Linked DNA regions of Homo sapiens: region 1 is linked to region 2. The links are chromatin contacts, found by Hi-C or POLR2A ChIA-PET in ENCODE. All regions are on one chromosome and are shown on one strand. The core of a region is the stretch at or near the end of the contact, and the rest is flanking DNA. Distances in the headings are between cores, read along the strand shown. Region 1 overlaps KCNH3 (potassium voltage-gated channel subfamily H member 3). Region 2 overlaps SPATS2 (spermatogenesis associated serine rich 2).

Region 1 (3,275 bases), core at 419-2,918, 43 kb before region 2:
CTCTTCAGCATCCTTCGCCCCAGCCTGTGCCCCTGTTGCTGCCTGGCTGGGGAGACCCTCGTTTCCCAGGCCCCGACCCCCTTCCCTTATAAACCTTGCCCTGGTTCCCTGCCTTGCATTCTGGCCCTCAGGGGTAGGCTCTTCCAAACTCCCTCTTCTCCCAGGCATGAGCTCTCCGGACTTCGACAACCAGACACTGGCAGTGCTGCGGGGCCGCATGGTGCGGTACCTGATGCGCTCGCGTGAGGTGAGGCAGGCCCATCCCCGCCCTTCTTAGGCTGCTTCCTCTGTCAGTGCCTTTCTCTGCGTAGTCCTTGGTTTCCCATCTTTCTCTGGCCTGCATAGACCTACTCCCCCAATTCTTCAGGTCCCAGCCCTCACCTGCCCCATTTCCCCAGATCACCCTGGGCAGAGCAACCAAGGATAACCAGATTGATGTGGACCTGTCTCTGGAGGGTCCGGCCTGGAAGATATCCCGGAAACAAGGTATCCCCCACCCCCTGCCCCAGCAGGAAGCAGTGTGAGGTCGTCCCTCCCAGCCTCTCGCTGTCCTTTCTAGCCCTGGGCTTGGTGTCCATGGGGACCCTCGTGGACCACCTGAGGCAGGGATTCCTTGGTGTCTGCAGGAAGCAGAGCTGGTCCATGGAAGCTCCTGGCTCTCTCTGGCCTTTCCCCATCCCATCAATCCCTCCCCATCCCATCATCCCTTCTTTCTTTCTGCTTCCACAGGTGTCATCAAGCTGAAGAACAACGGTGATTTCTTCATTGCCAATGAGGGTCGACGGCCCATCTACATCGATGGACGGCCGGTGCTCTGTGGCTCCAAATGGCGCCTCAGCAACAACTCTGTGGTGGAGGTGAGCTGGGGAGGAGGCAGGAAGGCCAGGATGAGACCTAGGCGTGGTGAGCCAGTACACCAACTTGGTCCTGGTGCCACCTCTGTCTTAAGCCACCTTTGTCTCCCACCCAGATCGCCAGCCTGCGATTCGTCTTCCTTATCAACCAGGACCTCATTGCCCTCATCAGGGCTGAGGCTGCCAAGATCACACCACAGTGAGGAGTGGTGGCAGGACTCGTGGGCCCTCTCCGGCCTGTTTCCCCTGCCACTCCAGCCCCCTTGAGCTGGGAACTCAGGCTCCTGGAAAAACCTGGGCAGTGGGAGGCTCAGCTGCGGGCCATTGATTTGAGCCTTTGAGGGAGGATAGGGCTGGCCTTTGTGAAGCCAGCAGAGGCTGAGAACCTCAGGCTTCCCTAGATCCAGAGCCCCTCCCCATCTTCCTCTCTCTAAAAACAACCCTACCCCCCATTGCCACCTTCACTCCTGTGTCTCCAGCTGATTAGCCTCAGACTCTTCTTTTATTGTTTTTCTTTTGTAAATAAAAAGCACCAGGTTCCAAAGTAGTTTATTTTATTTTTTTTTTTTAATATAAAAATTTGGGGACAGGTAGAGGCAGGGGCACATGCAGGGGATGGCAAAGCTCTTCCTTGTCCTCAGGCCTCTGCCCCCAGCCTGCAGAGGGAGACCGGGAGGTCAGAGGAGCAGGCCGAGGAGAGGCCTGCCCCAGGGATCCAGCCTATCCTCTCTGAGAGTCAGGAGCCAGGTCCTCCTTTGCTTCCAGGCTCCCTGCCCTGAGCCAGCGGGCCGCATGGAGTCCGTGGGGAGGCTGCCACCCTGCCTTCACTCTGAGGTTGGGCCGAACAGCAGATGGCAGCACACCTGGCAACGCTGAGTTCTAGGGCTGGTACTCAGACCCCTGTGCCTTCTTCCTGGGTCCACTGGACTGTGCCAGAGCCATGGCAGCCAATAAGCACCATCTCCAGGCTGTGGGGGTCCCAGGGCAAGGCCAGGCCCCCTGACCCTGGTGGGGGCTCTCCAGTGCTGGTAGCCTCAGCCTGGCTCACAGGCTCTGCGGGCCCAGTCCTAGCCCCTTCCTCAGAAGGAGGAGGGGAGGCAGGGGTGCTGGGCTCAGAGCAGAGGTCTCCTGAGGCAGGGGGCTCTGAGTCTGAGGTGGAGGTCCAGAAAGCTGTGGCTCGAGGCCAGGGGGAGCTCTGAGACGCTGGGGGACCCCAGGGCCAGGGTGCCATGAGGGGAGGAGGCCCCGGACGAGGGTGGGGCCAAGTCCCACTCAAGACAGAGCCAGCTGGGGGCTGCAGGCAGTAGGAGGATGCCCCAGTGTCCACACACAGAGGCTGCAGAAGCCCGGAGGTGCTGGCTGGGCACGGCCCCTCTCCCGATGCCCGAGGGCACGGACCCTCCCTGTGGGGCGCCAGGACAAGCTGCACAGCCTGGCGAAGTGACTGCAGTCCTTCCCGCATCTGCAGCACCTGCTCTGACAGCTCTGTCACCTTTGGGGGAGGGAGGAGGCGAGGTCAGAATGGAGTCAGCCATGGAGTGCCTTCCCCTGGTGCCCCCCTCACCTCCACCTTCCCCCTCACCCACCGCCTGCCGAAGCTTGTCCAGTGTGTCTGTGTTCCTTGCCTCGCTGGGCCCATGGGGAACAGTGAGCAGGCCGCTCTCTGTGGGTAGTAGGATGGGGTTATCAGCTGGGGCTGGTAAGAGGAGATAGGCAATTTGGGGGTCTAGGCCTTGCCCCAGTTAGAGCACATTGACCTGGTAGGACCTGACTCCTAGGATCATCTCTTCTGGCCTTGCCCAAGGTGCTGAATTTTGCCCAAACTTCCAGGGGCAGGGAAAACACCACCCAGCAGCCCTCAGCCACACTGCCTAGTGCTCTCCTTCCCCTCAAAAAGTTGTTCTTTGTGCCTGTCCCTTGCTCTGTCCTCCAGGCAAATGGACATTCCTAGGAGCTCATTACCTTGTCCACTTCCCTGGCCTGGAGACATTTTCACCCCTGGATCCCCAGCCCTCTATCCCTTCAGTTAGCCAGAGATTGGGCTAAGGCTTTCAGTTACATTATATAACGTAAACATCAACCCATTTTTTTACAGACAGGAAGCTGGGGCCAGAGAAGCCAAATTCACACTGCTAGAAAGCTGACAGAGCAAGGATATAAACCCAGTTCCTGGCTGCGTCGAAATTAAAGTGCTGGTCTTCACCACCAAACTCCCCTGCCCGCACGACACCAAGGGGTAGTGGGGTGAGACGGCCTCCAGGCAGTCTGCCAGTTTCTCTAACATTGAAGGCTCAGAGGTCAACAGTGCTTGAGGTTCACAAGGCAAAGGGGCTGCCCCACCAACCTAGACCATCCCGGGGCCCTGGTACCTGGTCCAGGGGAGGGGCTGCTGCTACATTCCGGGCCAGACTGGCCCACGCG
Region 2 (3,391 bases), core at 271-2,770:
AGCACTGGTAAATGAGTAATTACTCTTGATAGCATTGGTAAATGAGTAATATCATTGAGAACCAGGATTTTCAGGGAGAAAAGAGCTAAAGATATAAAACTGATGAAGTTAAGTAAAACTTTGAGCTCTGAATTTGATAAAATAAGATTGGCCACAAATTGATAATTGGTTGAAGCTGAGTGATGGGAATTTGTTACATTAGCCTCGCTATCTGAAATTTTCTTTTCTTTTCTTTTTTTTTTTTTAGTTTTGAGATGGAGTCTTGCTCTGTCGCTAGGCTGGAGTGCAGTGGCGCAATCTCGGCTCACTGCAACCTCTGCCCCCTGGGTTCAAGTGATTCTCCTGCCTCAGCCTCCCGAGTAGCTGGGACTACAGGCGCATGCCACCATGCCCAGCTAATTTTTGTATTTTTAGTAGAGACAGGGTTTCACCATGTTGGCCAGGATGGTCTTGATCTCTTGACCTCGTGATCAGCCCGCCTCGGCCTCCCAGAGTGCTGGGATTACAGGCGTGACCCACTGCACCCGGCCAAAATTTTCTATTAATATAAAAGATGTATTAATATTCTTAAAAGCACCTTCTTTTTTTTTAATTTCAAGACAGGGTCTTGCTCTATCGCCCAGGCTGGAGTACAGTGGTGCAATCACAGCTCACTGCAGCCTCGACCTCCTGGGCTCAAGTGATCCTTCCACCTCAGCCTCTCAACTAACTAGGACTACATGTAGCACATGACCCCATGCCTGATTTATATATATATATATATATATATATATATATATATATATATATTTTTTTTTTTTTTTTTTTTTTTTTTTTTGAGATGGAGTCTTGCTCTGTTGCCAGGCTGGAGTGCAGTGGCGCAATCTCGGCTCACTGCAACCTCTGCCCCCTGGGTTCAAGTGATTCTCCTGCCTCAGCCTCCCGAGTAGCTGGGACTACAGGCGTGTGCCACCATGCCCAGCTAATTTTTGTATTTTTAGTAGAGACGGGGTTTTATCATGTTGGCCAGGATGGCCTCGATCTCCTGACCTCGTGATCTGCCCGCCTCAGCCTCCCAAAGTGCTGGAATTACAGGCATGAGCCACTGCGCCCAGCCTTATTTCTTATTTTTTGTAGAGACGAGGTTTCACTATGTTGCCTAGGCTGGTCTCAAACTCCTGGGCTCAGGTGATCCGCCCAAAGTGCTGGGATTATATGCGTGAGCCACCACGCCTGGCCTAAAAGGACCTTCTTCTCAAAACTAAGAAATATGTCTTCTTAGTGGTTTTAGTTTATCTGCATTTCCATTTTCAAAAAGAGAATATACAGATAAAATAATGGACTGAAATGTCAAATTTAGAAACTCAAAATATATTGCTCAATGTAATGAAATCTCACCTCTGAAAAACAGTGGAAGGCATCTCTGCTACATTCTCAAATTTTCAAGTTAAAATGGACCAAAGCTGAAGTCATTTCAGTGCTTCAAAGCTGCATCCTCTGGCCCGTGACCACACACACAAGTGATTTAACTGTGAGTCATGATCTCGACCTAGCCCAGCATTTCTATTCTTACCAGTTTGGGGGTGGGTTAAAATAAACAACTTTCCTAATAATTAATCTGGCGTTCAATGCAGGAAGATAAAACCTGCCACCGAAATGCCTCAAATCAATGCCATTGTACAAGTTGCAGTTGGTATTCCCTTGTCTTCGTGTAGCTGTGTATGTTTAACCTAACACTTAACAGAAATGATCAAAAAATAGGTATCTGTTTTTTCTGTACAAAACCCCACAAATCACCAAAGTTAGACTTCATTCCTCCAGAATCTATTTTAGTAAGCTTTCAAGAAACCTGGTATCTTGAACCCTCAATTCTCTAACTTTTCCCCTACCCATTGATAACAGACACTGAGTGAAGACTGTTCTATAAACTGAGAAAACAAAGAAAGTTCTGAGATAGGTAATGATAGGAGTATACACATACAATCGTAGGCAACCTAATGAAGTCTTCTCTGATTATGCTAAAGGTTTTTTTCCAAGTAGAAAAAATCCCAGTGGAATTGCTTAAACACTAGAGGAAGAAACAAAATAAAATAAAAACCTGGTGGCAGATACCGTGATGCAGTCTCTTATACACTGAACTCTGCATTCAAAATATTAAGATTTGGAAATATTTTTAAAACAGGCTCTTTAAAGTTATTTCACCTGAAAGGATTCATATGCCAGTACAGTGCAACTGCTTAAGATTATTTAAATATATAAACTCTTATTATGGTATTTATATGGAACTTTTGTTATAAGGGTTGGGAAGTAGGTACCTACTATTTATGAAGGTAATAGCTTTAATTAAAGATCAATCATCTTACTTGCTTCAGCTTTCACTTTGTCCATTTCAGCAAGCAACGCCACTTCTCGATCCATTAAACTAGGAAAAGATGACAAAGGAATAAAAAGTTTGATCAGAAACTCAAATACAAAATTAGCACATTATTAATAGTAAAGAAAGACCAGTGAGTTTGTTTGCTAAAAGCATACTAAAAAATAATATTGTATGGATCACATACAAATTCTGATGTCTTACTCTCAACAAAGAATATTTTAAGATTTTCCCATAAATAAAATAAATAGACCCAATTCCCTTTTATATTGCAATATTGGTACATTGCAGCAGTACACCAATTGTAGACGTCTAAGAGTTGAGAACCAGCAGATGGCAGTAGCAAGCTACAAAACACATTTTTTAGTAAGCTGTGCTAAAGCAAAAGTCCGTGTGGAAATTACTTACTTAACCATGTATGTACTCACATACTTTTTTTTTTTTTTTTGAGACGGAGTCTCGCTGTCTCCTAGGCTGGAGTGCAGTGGCGCGATCTTGGCTCACTGCAAGCTCCGCCTTCCGGGTTCACGCCATTCTCCTGCCTCAGCCTCCCGAGTAGCTTGGACTACAGGCGCCCGCCACCACGCTCGTCTATTTTTTTTGTATTTTTAGTAGAGATGGGGTTTCACCGTGTCAGCCAGAATGGTCTCGATCTCCTGACCTCGTGATCCGCCCGCCTCGGCCTCCCAAAGTGCTGGGATTACAGGTGTGAGCCACCGCGCCCGGCCTGTACTCATACTTTTTATATTTATATTTTGGTCTATAAAATTTGATGGCCTTGCATCTAATTAATTTTTACCAAGCAATATCCCCACTAGGGCATAGTAAATTTATCCATGATTAGGACTTGTATGTCTTCAACAGCTGACCATGGTTGCACCAAGTCCACTTACATTTTAGTACTTAGAATGCAAAGTAGTCAAAAGATAGACATATAGTGTGCTAGTTTCTGAGAAACACATAATAGTAACTAGGAAGGATGGAATTACAGATTTCTGGTAGGCTTTTTACAGAAAAAGAACATTAAATAGGCAATTA

The links. Hi-C counts contacts between places; a loop is a spot of excess contacts on that map. ChIA-PET counts read pairs that join two places held with the same protein, here RNA polymerase II (POLR2A). Pooled maps may share reads with other maps.
Region 1: a map of endothelial cell of hepatic sinusoid shows a loop between it and region 2 (10-fold over the local background). The contact joins two enhancer-like sites. A Hi-C loop is called at or near these places in 6 of 168 maps with a recorded cell type or tissue (PC-3, PC-9, breast epithelium and 3 more), 1 of 37 single-sample maps with no recorded cell type and 12 of 50 pooled maps. POLR2A ChIA-PET finds 5 or more read pairs at or near these places in 14 of 52 experiments (A549, A673, AG04450 and 11 more).

What each region holds. Positions count from the first base shown.
Region 1 is chr12:49,556,425-49,559,699 of GRCh38, reverse strand. It overlaps KCNH3 (potassium voltage-gated channel subfamily H member 3), which reads right to left. Exons shown (of 15, transcript NM_012284.3): 13 at 3,224-3,275; 14 at 2,441-2,517; 15 at 1,363-2,346. The coding sequence ends at 1,747. It overlaps MCRS1 (microspherule protein 1), which reads left to right. Exons shown (of 15, transcript NM_006337.5): 12 at 165-247; 13 at 399-486; 14 at 730-857; 15 at 971-1,401. The coding sequence ends at 1,057. Among named protein-coding and RNA genes, the nearest start is that of MCRS1, 10 kb to the left of the region's middle. Within about 2 kb of position 1,668, at least 2 of the 41 ENCODE cell types and tissues checked have a DNase peak (open chromatin) inside an H3K27ac peak, as active enhancers do.
Region 2 is chr12:49,513,565-49,516,955 of GRCh38, reverse strand. It overlaps SPATS2 (spermatogenesis associated serine rich 2), which reads right to left. Exons shown (of 14, transcript NM_023071.4): 10 at 2,343-2,401. Among named protein-coding and RNA genes, the nearest start is that of KCNH3, 24 kb to the left of the region's middle. RefSeq lists a silencer at 2,951-3,129. Within about 2 kb of position 1,520, at least 3 of the 41 ENCODE cell types and tissues checked have a DNase peak (open chromatin) inside an H3K27ac peak, as active enhancers do.